2 separate regions of the Homo sapiens genome follow, and region 2 is linked to region 1. A link is an interaction called in ENCODE POLR2A ChIA-PET data of the cell type or tissue named here. Cell type or tissue: Panc1. All regions are shown on one strand. Links, peaks and the distances in the headings refer to the core of each region. The heading gives the core; the rest is flanking DNA. Region 1 overlaps LRRD1 (leucine rich repeats and death domain containing 1). Region 2 overlaps ANKIB1 (ankyrin repeat and IBR domain containing 1).

What was found. Peaks named below come from ENCODE experiments on the same cell type or tissue, not always from the same donor. Only the 100,000 strongest peaks of a DNase experiment are listed, where the experiment ranks them.
Region 2: POLR2A ChIA-PET joins it to region 1 with 8 read pairs; 2 of 35 experiments call an interaction of 5 or more read pairs at or near these places.

The regions. Positions count from the first base shown.
Region 1 is chr7:92,162,771-92,172,457 of GRCh38, reverse strand. It overlaps LRRD1 (leucine rich repeats and death domain containing 1), which reads left to right. Exons shown (of 6, transcript NM_001161528.2): 2 at 7,182-9,172. The coding sequence starts at 7,256. It overlaps CYP51A1-AS1 (CYP51A1 antisense RNA 1), which reads right to left. Exons shown (of 3, transcript NR_122110.1): 2 at 7,394-7,478. Among named protein-coding and RNA genes, the nearest start is that of LRRD1, 12 kb to the left of the region's middle. In Panc1, for the core only: no CTCF peak of the experiment used is centred there; no DNase peak of the experiment used is centred there; H3K27me3 peaks cover 119 bases.
Region 2 is chr7:92,304,890-92,314,576 of GRCh38, reverse strand. ANKIB1 (ankyrin repeat and IBR domain containing 1) reads right to left here. Exons shown (of 20, transcript NM_019004.2): 3 at 6,921-7,218. Among named protein-coding and RNA genes, the nearest start is that of ANKIB1, 64 kb to the right of the region's middle. In Panc1, for the core only: no CTCF peak of the experiment used is centred there; a DNase peak (open chromatin) is centred at 5,085.

The sequences.
Region 1 (9,687 bases), core at 2,401-7,400:
TAGTGGAGTCTTTAGATTTTTCTAAGTGTAAAATAATATCGCCTGTGAACAAGGCTAATTTGACTGCTTCCTTGCCAATTTGGACACCCTTTACTTCTTCCTCTTGCCTAATTATGTGGGCAGGACTTCCAGCATTATGTTGAATAAGAGTGGTGAGAGTGGACATCCTTGTTTTGTTCCAGATCTTAGAGGAAATGCTTTCAAATTTTCCCTGTTCAGTATAATGTTAGCTGTAGATATCATATATGACCTTTATTATTTTGAGGTATGTTCCTTTGTTGAGGGTTGATATCATAAACGGATGTTGGGTTTTGTTTGTTTTTTCTTTTTTTTGATACAGGGTTGGTCTCACTCTGTCACCCAGGCCAGAGAGTGCAGTGGCAGAATCATGGCTTACCTGAGACCTCCCAGGCTCAGGTGATTCTCCCATCTCACCTTCCTAAGTAGCTGGGACCACAGGCATGTGCCAACACACCAGCTAATTTGGGATGTTGAATTTTATTGAATGTTTTTCAACATCTATAGAAATGATGATATAACTTTTGTTATTGGTTCTATTAATGTGATGTATCATGTTTATTGATTTTCATATGTTGAATGAACCATCATTGCATCCCTGGGATGAATCGCACTTGATCATAGTAAATAATCTTCCTAATGTGTTGATGAATTCATTTTGCTAGTATTTCGTTGAGGATTTCTGCATCTATGTTCATCAGAGATATTAGCCTGTAGTTTTCTTTTTTTGCTGTGTCCTGGTTTTGGTATCAGGGTAACACTGGCCTCGTAGAATGAGTTTGGGAGAATTCCCTCTTCAGTTTTTTTGAGGAGTTTGAGTATAATTGGCATTAATTCTTTTTTAAATGTTTGGTAGAATTTAGAAGTCAAGCCACTAGGCCTGGACTTTTCTTGGATGGGAGACTTTTTATTACAGATTTGATGTCATTTCTCATTACTGGTTTGTTGAAGTGTTCTATTTCTTCATAGTTTAATCTTGGTAGGTTACATGTGTCCAGAAATTCATCCATTTCCTCTAGGTTTTCCAATTTGTTGATGTATTGTTGTTCTTAATAGTCTCTAATGATTCTTTGTATTTATGTGGTCTCAGTTGTTATATCTCCTTATTTGATTCTGATTTTACTTATTTGGGTCTTCTTTTTTTTTCTTAGTCTAGACAAATGTTTGTTGATTTATCTTTTCAAAACAACTTTTTCCATTATTGTTTTCTGTATTCTTTTTTAGTCTCAATTTCATTTATTTCTGCTCTGATATTTCTTATTTCTTTTCTTCTACTAATTTTAATTTGGTTTGTTCTTCCTTTTCTATTTCTTTGAGGTACATCATTAGTTTATTTGAAATCTTCCTACTTTTTATATAGGCCTGTATTGGTACAAACTTCCCTCTTAATACTGCTTTTGCTGTATCCCATAGATTGTGGTATGTTGTATTTCCATTTTCATTTGTTTCAAGAAACTTTTTAATTTCCTTAATTTCTTCATTGACACAATGGTCATTCATGAGCATGTTGTTTAATTTCCATGTGTATGTGTAATTTCCAAGGTTCCTCTTGATATTGATTTCCTGTTTTATTCCATTGTTGTCAGAAAACATACTTGATGTTAGTGCCAATTTTTTTGAATTTGTTGAGACCAGTTTTGTGTCCTAAGATATTGTCTATTCTGTGGGATGTCCCAAGTGCTAATGAAAAGAATGTGTATTGTGCAGCGATTAGGTGAAGTGTTCTGTAAATGTCAATTAGGCCTATTTGGACTAGTGTGTAATTTAACTCCAGTGTTTCTTTGTTGATTTTTTGACTGGATGATCTATTGATTATTGAGAGTGTGGTGTTGAAATTCCCTACTATTATTGTATTTCAGTCTGTTGCCAGACAAATTAGAACGCCTTTATTGTATTTCAGTCTGCTGCTAGATGAATTAGAGTGCCTTTATATGTTATTTGCGCCTTTTCTCTTGCCACTTTTAGAATCCTCTCTTTGTCTTTGACCTTTGTTTGATTATTACATGCCTTAAAGTAGCCTTATTTGGGTTGAATCTGCTTGGTATTCTCTGACCTTCCTGTATCTGGATATTTAGCTCTTAAACTGGAGAGTATTCTGTTATTATTTCTTTCAATAAGATTTCTACCTCTTGCTCTAGATCAGCTCCCTCTTGGATATCAATAATTCTTGGATCTGGTACTTTGAGGTAATTTTTTGTATCTTTTAGGTGATCTTCATTGCTTTTTATTCTTTTCTCTTTTTTTGAGTACTTTCTTCTTTTCTTTTCCTTCCTTCCCTCCTTCCTTCCTTCCTTCCGTCCTTCCTTCCTCCCTTCCTTCCTTCCTTCCTCTCTCTCTCTCTTTCTTTATTTCTCTCTCTCTTTTTTTTTTCAAGGTCTCATTCTACCACCAAGTACGGAATGCCAGCATGATCTTGGCTCAGCTTAACTGCAGCCTCAACCTCCTGGGCTCAAGTGATTCTCCCACCTCAGCCTTCCAAGTGGCTGGGGCCACAAGCACACATCACCACGCCTGGCTAATTTTTTTATTTTTTGTAGAGATGAGGTCTTGCTATGTTGCCTAGGCTGGTCTTGAACTCCTGGCCTCAAGCAATCCTCCTGCCTCCACCTCCCAAAAGTGCTGGGATTACAAGTGTGAGCCACTGTGCCTGGCCTTCTTTGAGTATTTTCAAATGGCCTGTCTTTGAGCTCACTTATTCTTTCCTCTGCTTGATCTGTTCTACTGTTGAGAGCCTCTAGTGAATTTTTCTGTTCAGTAAATGTATTTCTCAGTTCCAAAATTTCTTTTTTTGAGACGAAATCTCTCTCTGTCGCCCAAGCTGGAGTGCAGTGGTGTAACCTCAGCTCACTACAACCTCTGCCTCTTGGGTTTAAGCAGTTATCTGCCTCAGCCTCCCAAGTAGCTGGGATTACAGGCACCCACCACCACGCCCGGCTAATTTTTGTATTTTTAGTAGAGATGGGATTTCACCATCTTGACCAGGCTGATCTTGAATTCCTCACCTCATGATCCACCTGTCTCGGCCTCCCAAAGTGCTGGGATTACAGACATGAACCACCGTGCCCAGCCTCTCAGTTCCAACATTTCTGTTTGATTTTTTAAATTATCCAATCTCTGTTAAATTTTTCTGATAATTTTCTGAATTGCTTTTTTGTGTTATTTTTGAGATCACTGTTTTTTTGTGTGTGTTATTTTGAGATCACTGCCTTAAAATGGCAGTTTTAAGGAAGCGGTGACTCACGCCTATAATCCCAGCACTTTGGGAGGCCGAGACGGGCAGATCATTTAAGGCCAGGAGTTCGAGACCAGCCTGGCCAATTCAATGAAACCCTGTCTCTACTAAAAATACAAAAATTAGCTAGATATGGTGGTGCATGCCTGTAATCCCAGCTACTTGGGAAACTGAGGCACAAGAATTGCTTGAACCCAGGAGGCAGAGGTTGCAGTGAGCCAGGATAGCACCACTGCACTCCAGCCTGGGTGATAAAGCAAGACTGTCTCAAAAAAACAAAACAAAACAGACCTGTCATTTTAAATTCTTGGTCAGAGAGTTCACATATTACCATCTTGTTGGGGTCATCCACTGATTCCTTGCTTTGTCTGTTTGGGGACATCATGGATCCCTGATTGCTGTTATTTCTTATGGATGTACATATGTACATTGAAAGATTAGTTATTTCTTCCAGTCTTCGTCTGGCTTGTTTGGGTTTCTACTGGATGTGTTTGCTTACAGATTCTTTGTAATTTACTTGTTGATTCTTTCTTTTTTTTTTTTTTTTCTCCACTCAGTCATTACATCCTTTGCAGCACTATATAGAACCTTAAGCCTAGGTTTGCCTTGGTTCTAGTAAATAGTCAAGTACGCATTCTGGATGGGGTACATCCCAAAGGGGATATCTTGGTAGTGTGAGAAGGCTAGGTAGGAGTTCATGTCCAGGTGACCTGTGGAACGAACCTCCTACAGCATGGTGCTGCTGAATAGGCACTCTGATGTGGTGTCTCCTTTGGCCAAGTTACAAAGCAGAATTTCAGGGCTGGGAATGGTAGTTTTGCCTCCTCTTTTTGGCTGTTGTCAGGGATATTTCTTCCTATAGGCACTCCCAGTACTTCCCATGGGTTGAGGCAGGGACAGGTCTCCTGCCAGGGAATCCAAGTTGGCAGGGAAGCCAGCTGTCCACCTTGATCTCACTTTCCCATTCTAGAAACTGAATCACAATAAAAAATTGTATGCTTGGTGCCAGGCAGATTGGAGAAAGGGGCATCTTGGATATGGATATCTAATTCTCTTATTGTCTGCTTAGAATTTTTTCACCTTTGCGGTCTTAGGAACTATTTCCTCCTCATGTTTGAGTTCTGGGATATTGCTGGTAATAATCGTGGCCCTGTATATTTGTTTTTGGCTTCTGTTGGTGGGAGGAGAGAAGACAGCTTGCTTTTGTGGTGTCAATTTTAGAACTTGAAATCTCCTGAATCAATATTTAATCAAATCTTATCAAGCATTTTTAACAGAATCTTAGAGCAGAATAACTTATTTTTTTTTTTTTTTTTTTTTTTTTTTTTTTTGAGACAGAGTCTCGCTGTGTTGCCCAGGCTGGAGTGCAATGGCGCCATCTCGGTTCACTGCAAGCTCCGCCTCCCGGGTTCATGCCGTTCTCCTGCCTCAGCCTCCCGAGTAGCTGGGACTACAGGCACCCGCCACTATGCCCGGCTAATTTTCTGTATTTTTAGTAGAGACGTGATTTCACTGTGTTAGCCAGGATGGTCCCGATCTCCAGACCTCGTGATCAGCCTGCCTCGGCCTCCCAAAGTGCTGGGATTACAGGCGTGAGCCACCGCGCCCGGCTGAGCAGAATAACTTCTTAACTACCCCAGATGAAAAACACTTTAGAACATTTTAACTCAGATTACTTTAAAAATTTTTCTATTTTGAAATAATTTTAGACTTACAGAAAAGTTGCAATAATAGTAAAGAAAGTTCCTTTCTACCCTTCATCTATCTTCCCCTTATATCAACATTTTTCATAATCATAGTGCAATTACCAAAACTAAAAAGTTTACAGGCTCACACCTGTAATCCCAGCACTTTGGGAGGCTGAGGCGGATGGATCACAAGGTCAGGAGATCGAGACCATCCTGGCCAACATGGTGAAACCTCGTCTCTACTAAAAACGCAAAAATTAGCTGGGTGTGGTGGCGTGCGCCTGTAGTCCCAGCTACTCAGGAGGCTGAGGCAGGAGAATCACTTGAACCAGGGAGTCGGAGGTTGCAGTGAGCCAAGATAGCACCACTGCACTCTAGCCTGGTGACAGAGAAGACTGTCCCCACAAAAAAAAAAAAAAAGAAAGAAAATTGACTTGTGTATGTTGACTTTGTATTTAGCAATATTACTCAATGTTCTTATTTATTCTAATAATTTACTGTAGATGAGCTTGGATTTTCTACATATATATTATCTGTGACTAATGACCATTTTATTTCTTCCTTTTAATCCATATACCTTTTCTTTTTGCCTTATGCCACTGGCTAATTACTATCTCAGTACAATGTTAAATAGAAGTAATGATGAGCATAACCTTTTCTAGCTTCCAATCTCAAAAGTTTTCAGTGTTTCACCACTAGATATGATGTTTACTGCAGATTTTTATGGGTACCCTTTAGCAGATTAAAGAAATTCCCATCTATTCCTACTTTGTAAATTATGAAAAATGTTGCAACTTATCAAGTACTTCTACATCTATTGCAATATTTACATGGGATTTTCTTCTTTAATCTCTTAATGTGGCAAATTACATTAGTTTTCTATTGTTAAATCCAAACTTGCATTCCTGGGACAAATGCAACTGACTCATGAAGTAGTATGCTTTTTATATATTGATGGCTTTATAATATTTAGAATAATTCCCTAATGTTTAGAATTTTTACATTTTTGTTCTTGAGTAAATTTGGCCTGTAATTTTCTTTTTCATATTGTCCTTGTTGACATTGAGGTTAGTGCTAGCCTCATAAAACAAGTTGGAAAATGTTCCCTCTTTTTCTACTCTCTGGGAGAGTTTGTGAAATACTGAAACCATGCCAGTTTGACAGGATTTAATATAAGAAGTTGCTTAGACAAGTACTGGAGAACTAAAAAGGTAAAGATGGAACTGCAGCAACACAGAGATAGTAAACATAGGAAGTAGCTACCAACCCTAAGGCTAAAGGGACAAAGGGAAAATACTGGGTCATTAGAAACTGCAAGCTTGAAGGAGGGACTTACAGAGCTGGGACCCAGACCTCTGAGGAGTGGTGCTACCCAGCTGGTGCTGGTACCACAGGAGTCACTCAGAAGTCTCAGGAAGGTTGCAATCCACGCAAGGACTATTTGATGTCTAGTTTACTCTTACAGAAAGCGTACCCTTCCTTAAGACATTTCACTTCTACCCCCAGGAAAATTGTCATAATGTACTGAATTTGTTAGAGCAAGACACTAGTACCATATGTAAACATCCATGTTCACAGTGAGAATGGTACTCTTTACCTGTCATGGTAGGCCACTGGCTCTCCCTTTTATGTTACCTTTTTTTTTTTTTTTTTTTTTTGAGATGGAGTTTCACTCTTGTTGCCCAGGCTGGAGTGCAATGGTGCAATCTCGGCTCACTGCAACCTCTGCCTCCCGGGTTCAAGCAATTCTCCTGCCTCAGCCTCCCCAGTAGCTGGGATTACAGGCGCCCGCTACCACATCCAGCTAATTTTTGTATTTTTAGTAGAGACAGGGTTTTGCCATGTTAGGCCAGGCTGGTCTCCAACTCCTGACCTAAAGTGATCCGCCCCTTCGGCCTCCCAAAGTGCTGGGATTACAGGTGTGAGCCACCGCACCCGGCCCCCTTTTATGTTTTCCATGAAATTTGCTGAATCCTCTCAGTCCCTTATGGCTTTTTTCTAATTTTCTTTGAACTTTTTTGTTTCTTTCTGTAATTTTAAAGTGATTTCAAGAGTAACATGTGATAAGTACATGCAATCAATAAACCATCCTTAATCAGGAATTATATATAAAATTAGTTTGTTATAAATGTATTATTTGTATTTGTATTAAATTATTTCTTATAAAATAAAATAGTTGTATTAAGATTTATTTGTCATTTTGACATCTCTTACATCTTTTAATTTCAACATTTGTTTTGTAGATTCAAAGGAAAAAACATGAAAATTAAAATCAAGTTACAATTTTGTATTGGCATAAAACATATCAGCAAATAAGATGTCTGAAAAGGAGGGTATGTCAGAAGTGCTAGAGGATACTATTAGTCAATTTAGGAAAGAATCTAGATCACAGTCAATGAAGGAGCCTGGCTTTATTAAAGAAACATCAAATTTGATAAACGAAGCTTCTGATTACCTGGAAGGGAAATCTTCTAACCAGATTTATGAAACACATCCTAGACAGAATACATTAGAGTCAACATCTTCCTCTGGAAGGAAGTCTAAGAGAAATGAAGAACAAAAGAAAAATCTTCAATTTTCTGAAACAAGCACTAGAACAGGAACTTCACAGAGTTTATCATCACTAACTGGGAGGACTGCAGAATATCAGGCTTTGGTTAACTTCCTATCTCATGAAACAGTAGGAGAAGTTAGTCCACAAGTCTCTGAAGAAAATCAGAAACAACTTGGCCTAGGGGCAGATAACTTTACAGTTAACCTTGAGGCCAAGGGTTTACAGGAATTTCCTAAGGACATTTTAAAAATCAAATATGTAAAATATCTATATTTAGACAAGAATCAAATCAAAACATTTCAAGGGGCAGACTCAGGTGATCTGTTAGGACTTGAAATTCTATCCCTGCAAGAAAATGGATTATCATCACTTCCATCTGAAATTCAGTTACTTCATAATTTAAGGATATTAAATGTCAGTCATAACCACATATCACATATACCTAAAGAAATATCTCAGCTTGGGAATATCAGACAACTCTTTTTTTATAACAATTACATTGAAAATTTTCCTTCTGACTTAGAATGTCTTGGAAACTTGGAAATTTTAAGTTTGGGTAAAAATAAGTTAAGACATATACCAGATACTCTGCCTAGTTTAAAAACCTTGAGGGTTCTCAATTTGGAATATAATCAGTTAACAACATTTCCTAAAGCTCTCTGCTTCCTTCCAAAGTTAATTTCACTAGACCTTACTGGAAACCTAATAAGCAGTTTGCCAAAAGAAATTAGAGAGCTTAAAAATTTAGAAACACTTTTAATGGATCACAATAAGCTTACCTTTCTGGCTGTAGAAATTTTTCAGTTACTCAAAATAAAAGAACTCCAACTGGCCGACAATAAATTGGAAGTTATTTCACACAAAATTGAGAATTTCAGGGAACTTAGGATTCTTATACTTGATAAAAATTTATTGAAAAATATACCAGAGAAAATATCTTGCTGTGCAATGTTGGAATGCCTTAGTCTTAGTGATAATAAATTAACAGAACTCCCTAAGTACATCCATAAGCTTAACAATTTAAGAAAACTCCATGTAAACAGAAATAATATGGTAAAAATAACTGACTGTATCTCACATCTTAATAACATATGCAGTCTAGAATTTTCAGGAAACATAATCACAGATGTTCCCATTGAAATAAAAAACTGCCAAAAAATAATTAAAATTGAATTGAGTTATAACAAAATAATGTATTTTCCATTGGGACTGTGTGCTTTAGATTCTCTTTATTATTTGAGTGTTAATGGAAATTATATTTCAGAAATACCTGTGGATATATCTTTCAGTAAACAACTGCTTCATTTAGAATTGAGTGAAAACAAACTCCTCATATTTTCTGAGCACTTTTGTTCTCTTATTAATCTTAAATACCTGGATCTTGGTAAAAACCAAATAAAGAAAATTCCAGCATCAATTTCTAATATGATATCACTCCACGTACTTATTTTATGCTGTAATAAATTTGAAACTTTCCCTAGAGAATTGTGTACTTTAGAAAATTTGCAAGTACTTGATCTTTCGGAAAACCAATTACAGAAAATCTCTTCAGACATCTGTAATTTAAAAGGAATCCAGAAATTAAACTTCTCAAGCAATCAATTTATACATTTTCCTATTGAACTGTGCCAACTTCAATCACTGGAACAGCTGAATATAAGTCAGATAAAAGGGAGAAAGGTAAGAGACTGGTATTGTGGGCTTTGTGGGGAAGGAGAGACTGGAGAGGATCAGAATCCAAGCTGTGGTGTATCTGTGGGTACCGTATGTGTGTTTTAAGTTGAGCTGAAATATTTTGTTTTTTAAATGAAAGCCCTCCCCGTCCCCGCCAAACATGGCTTATAAATACAATTCACAACACAAAAGCTGTACAGGAAAATACTTCATTAAAATGAAATATGAAGCAATGAAAGCTGACAATTCTATAGATTCCTTTTTATTTTGGTGTAATTGTAAAAGGAGTTTTAAAGTTATGAATGTCATATAAACACATTATTGAAAGTTTGGAAAGTGATAAAAGTAAGACAAAAGTCATTCCACAAGCATATCATTGTATTATAACTACGGGCATACGTTGACACAACTTTTAGTCTTTTTTCCCGTTATGCATATGGTTTTATAAGGAATTATAAAAGACTACACACTCAATTTTAAATTCTTCTTTTTTTAACCAATAAGCATTTCTCTTTGATATA
Region 2 (9,687 bases), core at 2,474-7,473, 140 kb before region 1:
GCTTTAAATAAGAATCCCTTTGGGATTTTGTTAAACTACATTCAAATTTGGTTGGTCTTGGATGGAGCTGAGATTCTGCATTTCCAACAAGTTCTCAGGTGACTGATGTCAATGCCAGTCTAAGGACGATTCTTTTGAGTAGCAAGGCTTTTAAGAAACACTGCTTTGGAAGTACCCCATTCAAATCTATTGTACATTACAACCATCAGGCTAATCTCATCATATTTGCTTTCATAATATCACTCTCCGATTAAAAATTCTTTTTCTTTTTTTTTTTTGGAGACAGCATCTCGCTCTGTCACCCAGGCTGGAGTACAGTAGCATGATCACGGCTCACTGTAGCCTCCACCTCCTGGGCTCAAGTGATCCTTCCACCTCAGCCTCCTGAGTAGCTGGGACTACAGGCGTGCATCACCACGACTGGCTAATTTTTTGATTTTTAGTAGAAACAAGCTCTCACTATGTTGCCCAGGCTGATCTTGAACTTTTGGGCTCAAGATACGCTCCCGCCTCGGCCAACCAAAGTAGTGGGATTACAGGTGTGAGCCACTGCACTTGGCCAAAAAATTTTCAATGGCTCAATTTTCTCTAAAAGAAACCCCAAATTCTTAACCTTGGCATTTAGTACTTTCTACTTGGTACATCCTCTATCCTCCTTTAAAGTAATGTTTTATTACTCTTCCACAAAATACTTCAATCTGCGTATGTCTGAGACCTAGAACAGTGCTTCTCAAACTCTGCCATGCAAATAATCACCAGGAGAACTTGCTAAACATTTCTGGAATCTATTCCCAGAGATAAACGTTCAGAATGTGAAGGTCTGGTTGGCCCAATAATTTGTTTATTATAACAAGTTGTCAGAACTGATGCTGCAGGTCTGAGAGCCACATTTTGAATAGCCTCCTCCAAATACTTAAACTGAAATATTACCCACTCCAATCTTACTACTACCCATGAAATCTTCCAGGATATGTAAAATTAAAAAATTATCTCTTCAATACCTGTAACAGTCACTGCCTAAATAGTTAATATAGGCCTTAGCATCATAATAGTTGAGGGACAATAATGAGATCATAAGTATCTTGATTAAAAATTAGAAAACAGAGGCCCAGACAGGCAAAGTTACTCAGCTACTGAACCGGAAATATAATTCCTGTATTCTTTACACAGTTTTAAAACTCTAGGTGCTAAAAACACAATATAATTAGGTAATATTCTTCAGTCTGACCTGTGAATGGTTTTTACGACTTTTCAATGAAGTGTGAAACGCTCCCATAGCTGCCAAAGTGTCAAATAGGCCCTGTAGCTGTAAAGGAAAAGTGTGACTTACCACCTTTGGTTTTATAGTGACCTCTATTTGATCTGACATGAAGCAGCTACACTTAAAACTCTGAATAAGCAAGTAGGGCACAGCTGAATAGGAAATATCTAAGATAACACTCATTTAAAAAAATGCTTTTCACAAAGAGTAAAGCACTATCAAAAACAACCCCTGTCACATTCACCATTTACTGAATCACTATTACAGGTTAAGCACTAATGGAAACATAATGAGGCCTAATGACTAGGGTTGCTCTATGGAAGTCTACCAAAGGAAGAAATATCACTGGATGTTTTACTAAGCCATGCTAATAGACCTAACCCACCACCCCTCTCAAGTCCATTCCTGTTCCCAAGTAGAAAACAAAAACTCTCAGTAACTAAGAACAGTATATTATTTATTAAATTTTTGTCAGACTTATGTTTTAATGGAGCTTTATTTTTGTGTGCTGAGTATCCATTACATAGTACTTTTTAAGTCCTTTGTATAACTGAAGCTTATAGGACCTGTTACATATTGATAATGTTATTTTACATATTTAAAATAAGCTTCAAGTATGGAGTCATCTTAGGCCAAATCAAACCTGCTGCCTGTTTCTGTATAGCCCACAAGCTAAAAACAGTTTTTACATTTTCAAATGATTGAAAAGAATAAATAGAATTATTTCATGACATACGAAAATTATAAGCAATTCAAATGGTGATGTCCATAAATAAAGATTTATTAGAACACTGCCATTCTCTTTTGTTTCTGTATTGTCTGTGGCTGCTTTCAGGGTAAAATGTCAGAGTTGACTAAAATATTTACTATCTGGGCTTTCACAGAAAAGTTTGCTGACCTGTAAATAATTTTTGGAATATTAAATAAAATTAGAATTTCAGGTGCTTTAGTTATAGTCTGTCCTTAACAAATGTTTATCATATAAGCATTTCTAATTGTCAAACAATTGTAGACTACTCCTTTGCATTATTTTTATCTCACAAATAATTTAGAATAATTAATTTGTGAAACTTCAGGTTTTTCTGTGTAAGGAAGTTCTGAAAAATATGCCAAAATGAGGATTCAACATAAAGCACTTGGTGTTAGAAAGTGGCCACAGAAATAAATGGAGGAACTGGTCCAAAGAGACAGAGGTCTACTCTGCCATGGGTAGTATGAGTTTGATGCAATTTAAAAAAAAGAGGCAGATCCAAGGCAAGTGCAGGTATCAATACTGGATAAGGAGATAATGGTAGCATCATTAATAGAATCTAGAGTCAAGAATCAAGCACTAGTGAAGTCTCTACTGGGTAGAAAAGAAGACAGTACAATTTTGAAAACGCTGAATTTGAGAGATTGTTGGATATCCATACGAGGAAGTCAACCAGGCAACAATATAGCATGAAGTTCAGAGAAGTCAGATATAGGCATCAGAGACACAGATAACCAATGCAACTCTCTACATACCATGTGATACCTTCACACCTGGAGGTTGCCTGAAGAACTCTATAATTAAGGGGTTTTAATTTTATGTTCTGTGTGTGTGTGTGTGGGGGGGGCGCTTATTACAGAACATAATTATTACAGGGAGATGGTGAAGTCTTAAAATAAATATTTTATTTCTATGGTACAAAATAATGAGCTATAAGAAACTGTTTAAATTATTAAATGCCAATGATGACTTCATCAACTCTATCCTTAAATAAATATACCAGAGAGAAAAACATTTTCGACAGCTAGAGAAGATATACTTCCACAGATGTAGTCAAGAAACAGGCTGGCCTTAACAATGGGAAAAAAGATAATCTCTTTGATCTTAAAGGCTAGACACTAAAAATGGGATAAATTTTACTGCAATAACAGGCTAATAGAGAATTTGTGTTAAAAGGAATCTTCTAAATAAATTTGAGATCATCTATTCCAACCACCCAAGAGGAAACTATTACAGTGGCTGAGTGACACATGCAAGGTTCCATGGATAGTTACTCTGAGGATCAAGACTAAAAATCAATGCTCCCTCCACCATACTATAATCTCTTAGTTTTATGAAACATTAATAAATATCTGACGACACTTTCACTCAACCCAAACCTTTATATCATGCTTGGTACCAATGAGCACTATAAACATCAGAAAGCATTATACAAATGTTAGTTATTATAACTATTATTCTTACAGCCAAAGACTAAAAGCAATGATACAAAGAAATGTTTAGAAAAAAAATATTTAAATTAACTATGACAGTAAACTTTATAAGAGACATCTAAGCCTTTCCCGTTCATCAAAGTAGTATGATACCACCTGAAAATAACTAGAGACTCATACTAAGAATTAAGTTGTACAGTTAAACAGGTCACATATTTTAATGTATAGTCAGCCTTCTCTATCTGTGGTTTCCACATCCTTAGATTCCACATCCCTGGATTCAACCAACAGCAGGTAAAAAATATTTGGAAAACAAATATGGATGGTTGTGTCTGTATTGAACATCCACGTTTTTTTCTTGTCATTATTCCCTAACGACACTTACATTGTACTAGGTATTATACGCAATCTAGAGACAATTTAAAGTATAAGGAGGATGTGTGTAGGTTATATGCAAATACTGTGCCATTTTCTATAAGGGATTTGAGCATCTGTGGATTTTCGTATCTGCAGAGAGTCCTGGAACAAATCTCCCTTGGATACCAAGTGACAACTGTATTTATTGTATGCACTTGTACAAGAAAACAAAATAAGGCTTCTGGAGATAGTTAATATATGCTTCCCTGAGAAACTCTTCTGGTTTAATTAGCAGTATGCATAATAGAAAATCATTAAGGGCCTAAGGTTGGACAAGAGTATATATACTCAAGTATATATAACAGATCAAAGATAAGCTTTATCTGAATAAAATATGCTGAAATGTTATAAAAAACTAGAATAAATGTAAGGTATTTATAGGGCTCCTTTTAGAATGTTTTATATTTAATAGTAAGTCAAAGAGCTCTTCTGAATACAGAAAATGAAAACAATCATCAAATGATGTGACTTATGTGATGTGATATGCTGATAGGTCAAACAGTTAAAGCACACACACACATTTACATGCTCACACATACGTATCAAGCAAATTGTCAGGCCTGCCAGATAGTACAGTATAAACCTGGCACTAATTTCTTTCACTGAGCAAAAAATAATGCTGGTAAAACACCACTCTCAATTTTTTGAAAAATTTAATAAGTATGTCATTGTCAACATACTTCAAAATCAACAACTACTAAAGCAATGCTTATAGAGAAAAGTTGGAAGCAAGATATTAAAGCATTTAATTTATATATATATATATATATATTTTTTTTTTTTTTTTTTTTAGATGGAGTCTCGCTCTGTTGCCCAGGCTGGAGTGCAGCGGCCCCATCTTGACTCACTGCAACCTCTGCCTCCCATGTTCAGGCGATTCTCCTGCCTCAGCCTCCCAAGCAGCTGGGACTACAGGTGCCTGCCACCACGCCTGGCTAATTTTTGTATTTTTAGTAGAGACGGGGTTTCACCATATTGGCCAGGCTGGTCTCAAACTCCTGACCTTGTGATCTGCCCGCCTCGGCCTCCCAAAGTGCTGGGATTACAGGTGTGAGCCACCGTGCCCGGCCTATTTAAAATATTTAAGAGCACTATTGCTACCATCCAGAAAAATCTACTTTCTACTCCAGTCCATTTGAGAAATATGATGCAGTCCCATCAATAATGGTGAGTCATTATAGCAGGAATTCTTCCACAATAGGTAAACACAGGACAATGTACAGAGAAGCTTGTGTAAAAAGCCCCAGGAATTCTGCTATTAGTCCCCTACCCTCCAAATCCTAGGAGATTCTTCCACCACAGTGAATCAACGTTAGAAAACATTGGAGCCAGGCTTGGTGGCATGTGTGTGCCTGTAGTCCTAGCTACTCCAGAAGATGAGGGAGGGAGATCGCTTAAACCCAAGAGTTTGAGACCAGCCTGGACAACATAGAGAGATCTTGTCTCTTAAAACAACAAACAAACAAGAAAGTATTGCTTGAAAAATAGTTTCAAGTTAATGACCATCACTAACTAACTAATGGGTAAAGGTTACACAAACTCAATGAAATGACAAAGACTCTAAAAGATTAGCAAGTATCACAAACATTAGCAGTAAACAAAAGATAAGATCACAAGCATATTAGAAATCAAAGAATTGACACTTCAGATATACTGAAGAAATAATATAAGTGATGGTAATCTTTTAATATAAGAAAATGAACATTCATATTTTTGGTATATTGATCTACTTAGAAGTCTAAAGTATACATGAACAACATTAAGGAAACAAGAAATTTTCAGGTATATATTTTAATCTGATTATGATAATTGCTTTTCCAATAAAGGTATATACTTTTAGTAATAAAGATACTCTGTAATCCAGTCTAATATGCTCCTCACACATACTTAAATACATCTATGCAAAAGAACTTCTATGAGATATGTAAGGATGGATATGAATGTTGGTAGCTGAGAAAAACCTATTCTGTTGTATGTATAGTAGTGACGATACTATATAATGATTCCTTAACTTAGTTAAGATCTCATATTATATGCGTGATTTTATCTAATTAGTTGTTAAATATTTTGTAGATATAAATAATGCTATATATTTATACATGAAATATATATGGAAAAATTACAGTATAATACAGTATGTATTCAGGAGCACTTTAACGCAAATTAAACAGAAAAATACACATTTTAAAATTCCAAGTGATTTTAAAAAGACTCCAATAAATGTATTTGTTAATATTTATCCATTGCTTAGTGAGCTTATCAATTCTACATAAACTATAGGTCCCACTTGCCAAAAATTTGCTATACTTAACATGTATAAATTTTATAAATTGGTGACCAAAAAAATCAGCAAAAAAGCAGAATATATCTCTACTATAACTATGACTCTAAATACGATAGTGCTTAATTGATGACCAATATCTTAAGAGATATCAACAAATTTTTAATTGCTCTTGGCTCCACTTTACTACAAAAGTGATTGTTCACCTGTGAGGCTTTCTCTCTCCCTAAAACAATGAAATAACTTTATTTAAAAGAGGCCGTTGGTTGGGCGCAGTGACTCCCGCCTGTAATCCCAGCACTTTGGGAGGCTGAGGTGGGTGGATCACGAGGTCAAGAGATGGAGACCATCCTGGCCAACATGGTGAAACCCCGTCTCTACTAAAAATACAAAAATTAGCTGGGCTAATTTTGGAAATTTTTGGAAATTAAATTATACAAAAATACAAAAATTAGCTGGGCTAATTGTGGCGCGTGCCTGTAGTCCCAGCTACTGGGGAGGCTGAGGCAGGAGAATCTCTTCAACCTGGGAGGCAGAGGTTGTAGTGAGCCAAGATCACACCACTGCACTCCAGCCTGGCAACAGAGCAAGACTCTGTCTCAAAAAAAAAAAAAAAAAAAAAAAAGAGGCCCTTTATTTAAAAGGGTCTTTTAGAAGACAAAAGAGAAAAAAAATGACCAAATTACTAAGACAATCAAAAAAAAAAAAACCTGACAGTTACATATCACCTGGATACAAATTTTACAATGCAGAATATTAAAAAAAAAAAAAATTTACCTCTACACAGGCTTTCATCCCTGAGGCAGCAGCATAGTGCAAGGGTGTGTTTTTTTTGTTATCAACAGCATCAATAGCTGCTCTCTCATATTCACCCTGGTCAAGTTTTGCTCCTTTCCATTTTAAGATCATCTGCAGACAATCTGCTCTTCTGAAATCATCTTCTGTGGGGCGTGCCAAGCGAGGATGAAGGGCTCCTTCAGATATCATAATTTGAGGTCCCATACACAACAAATGCATAGATGTTTCATTGTGCACATTCCGTTTATTTGGATTTCCATCTCTACCAAGAAAAGTCCTAAAATGGAAAGAAAGGGAAAAATAAAGGATGAAAATCACTTATTTTCTACCTTGAAATACATTGAAGATAACACTTTTAAAAGATAAACTCTACTTCTAAGCTGATAATCCAATTTATACTGAGGGTCTGGTTTACAACAGCTTGAATGACTAATTCTTAGTTTTAAAAAACTCTATTCTAGAATAACAATACTAAGAAAAATAAATGTAAATATCTTTATACTACTTGCTAATTAAAAGGGAGGGAAAGGAAGGGAAAAGGAAGAAAAAAGGAAGATGAGAAATATAACAGGTGAGGAATGGACAGGAAAAGAAAACACAGTGGTAATTTACAGATTAATGTCAATTATACAGATGCCTAAGGGTGTATTAAGCATTCCACACTAATTTTTAATTCTTCTTTTATTGCTCTGATCTATTTGTTGCATACATAGTTATTTAATAGTGACAACAACTACTATATTAGTGGCAACTAATTTAAGGACAGAAAGTAATATGTAAGCCTGAGACTAAATCCAGAGAAAATTTTCTCCACCAAGGTCATCAGCTAACCTTTGAAATAATAAGGCATATATTTACACGATGTCTTAATCTGCTTGAGCTATTATAAAAATATCATAAACTGAATGGTTTATAAACAAGAAACACTTATTTCTCACAGTTGTGGACGCTGGTAAGTCCAAGATTAAGGTGCCAGGTGATTCAGTGTCTGGTAAGGGCTCATTCCTCATAGAGGCCTTCTTGTGTTCTCTCACATGGTGGAAGGGGCAACTACTCCCACCATGTCTCTGTGCACTACTCCCATTCCTGAGGACTCCAACCTCGTGATCTAATTACCCTCCAATGCCCCATTCAGACCACAGCACATAGTATAATACTTTCTGAGGGGAGTTGTGGTTAGATCTAGAAGACTAAGATCTAATTCCACGGTGAGTGTTTATCTCAAAGATAGGTCTAGGTGAGTTGCCTTTACTACTGCCAAACCCAGATCTAAGAGTTGTGCCTAGCTCCTAAAATGAGTCACAGGATTAGTAGTTGACCTAGAAAAGGCAAGGGAAGGGATTCTACCCTGGAGCCTCCAAAAGGAATGCAGTGCTGCCAACACCTAGAGTAGTTCAGTGGAGCCATTATAGTCTTCTGAACTCCAGAACTGTAAGATTTGTGTTGTTTTAAGCCACTAATTTGTGGCACTTTGTGACAGCAGCAACAGGAAATTAACTCAGCAAGGAACCCTAAAAATATCAATCTGGGATGTTATAGAAGAAGGCTTGTATTAACAGACCTCCTCCCCTCTTGGAGACCAGAGGGTGGGGTGGCCTGGGGCGGGGTGGTGGGTGGGAGGAAGAATCTATCCCTGAGCAAAAACAAATTTTCCTAGGGGAAAGATAAGACTAGCATCTCTCGGTTTTACAACTTAAGGAATACTTCCATGGTCTCGAGGATCATCCACTCCTCATTCCCTGCAAATGTAAATACATATCTCACGGGCAGTAAATCTCTCTGCAGTCCTCAACCTCTATTCAGCCATAATTTAATTTCCAAAGCTCATTTTTTGTCCAGGTTCCAAGTTTTAGTACAGTTTGCTCAGGTTTTCTCTACATGCTTATTTTCTCTACAGCTCCATGTAGCCTTTATGGTCTTCTGATGCCGGCAGTACACTTCAATACTTGCTCAATTTGGTTTCCCAGGAACTGATTCAGGCCACTTAAGCAAACCAACACTACTTAGAAGCCTCTTTACACTAGGCTCCCCCACCAGTTCAGTTTGCCACTCTTTTCTTTGTCTTCATATAGCATCCCAATTACATAACTCATTACATTTTATCATACTTTTTTACCTGTCTGTTCCCTTCTCCCAAATAGTTTATAGGCTTTTAAGGCAGGGCCTATATTCTGTTCTTTCTTGAATCCCCAACACAGTGTCACAAACACAGCAAATTCATGCCATAATTTTGATAAATGAATTGGATGCATATTAAACTTTCATGACCTAGATCAGTGACATGGGACTGGGGAATCTCTTGAGCCAGCAGTGCAGTACATTGGTTAAGAACGTGGTCCCAGACTGCTAGGTTCTAATCCTAGTTCTGTCACTTTCTAGCTGTGTCACCTTGGGCAAGTTACATAATAGCTCCTAACAACTAATATATGATTTACATCCTTTGACTGAGTAAAACTACTCCTGAGAGTTTATCTTAAGGGAAATAAAGAAAAATCTATAGAAACAATGAAAATCAATACAGTGTTACTTTGAACAGAAAAATCTGGAAATCACTTAAGCGTTTAATAATAGAAATGGGAAACATAAATCTGATATACAATAGAAAATTATAGTCATTTAAAGTCTATCCACGAGTGTTATAACTAAGTGGAAATATAAGAATAGAATTTCCCTTTCCCTTCTCAATCTTCTGAATATACATGGATACAAACTATAAGGGAACATGGAATAATTCTAACATTTGCTT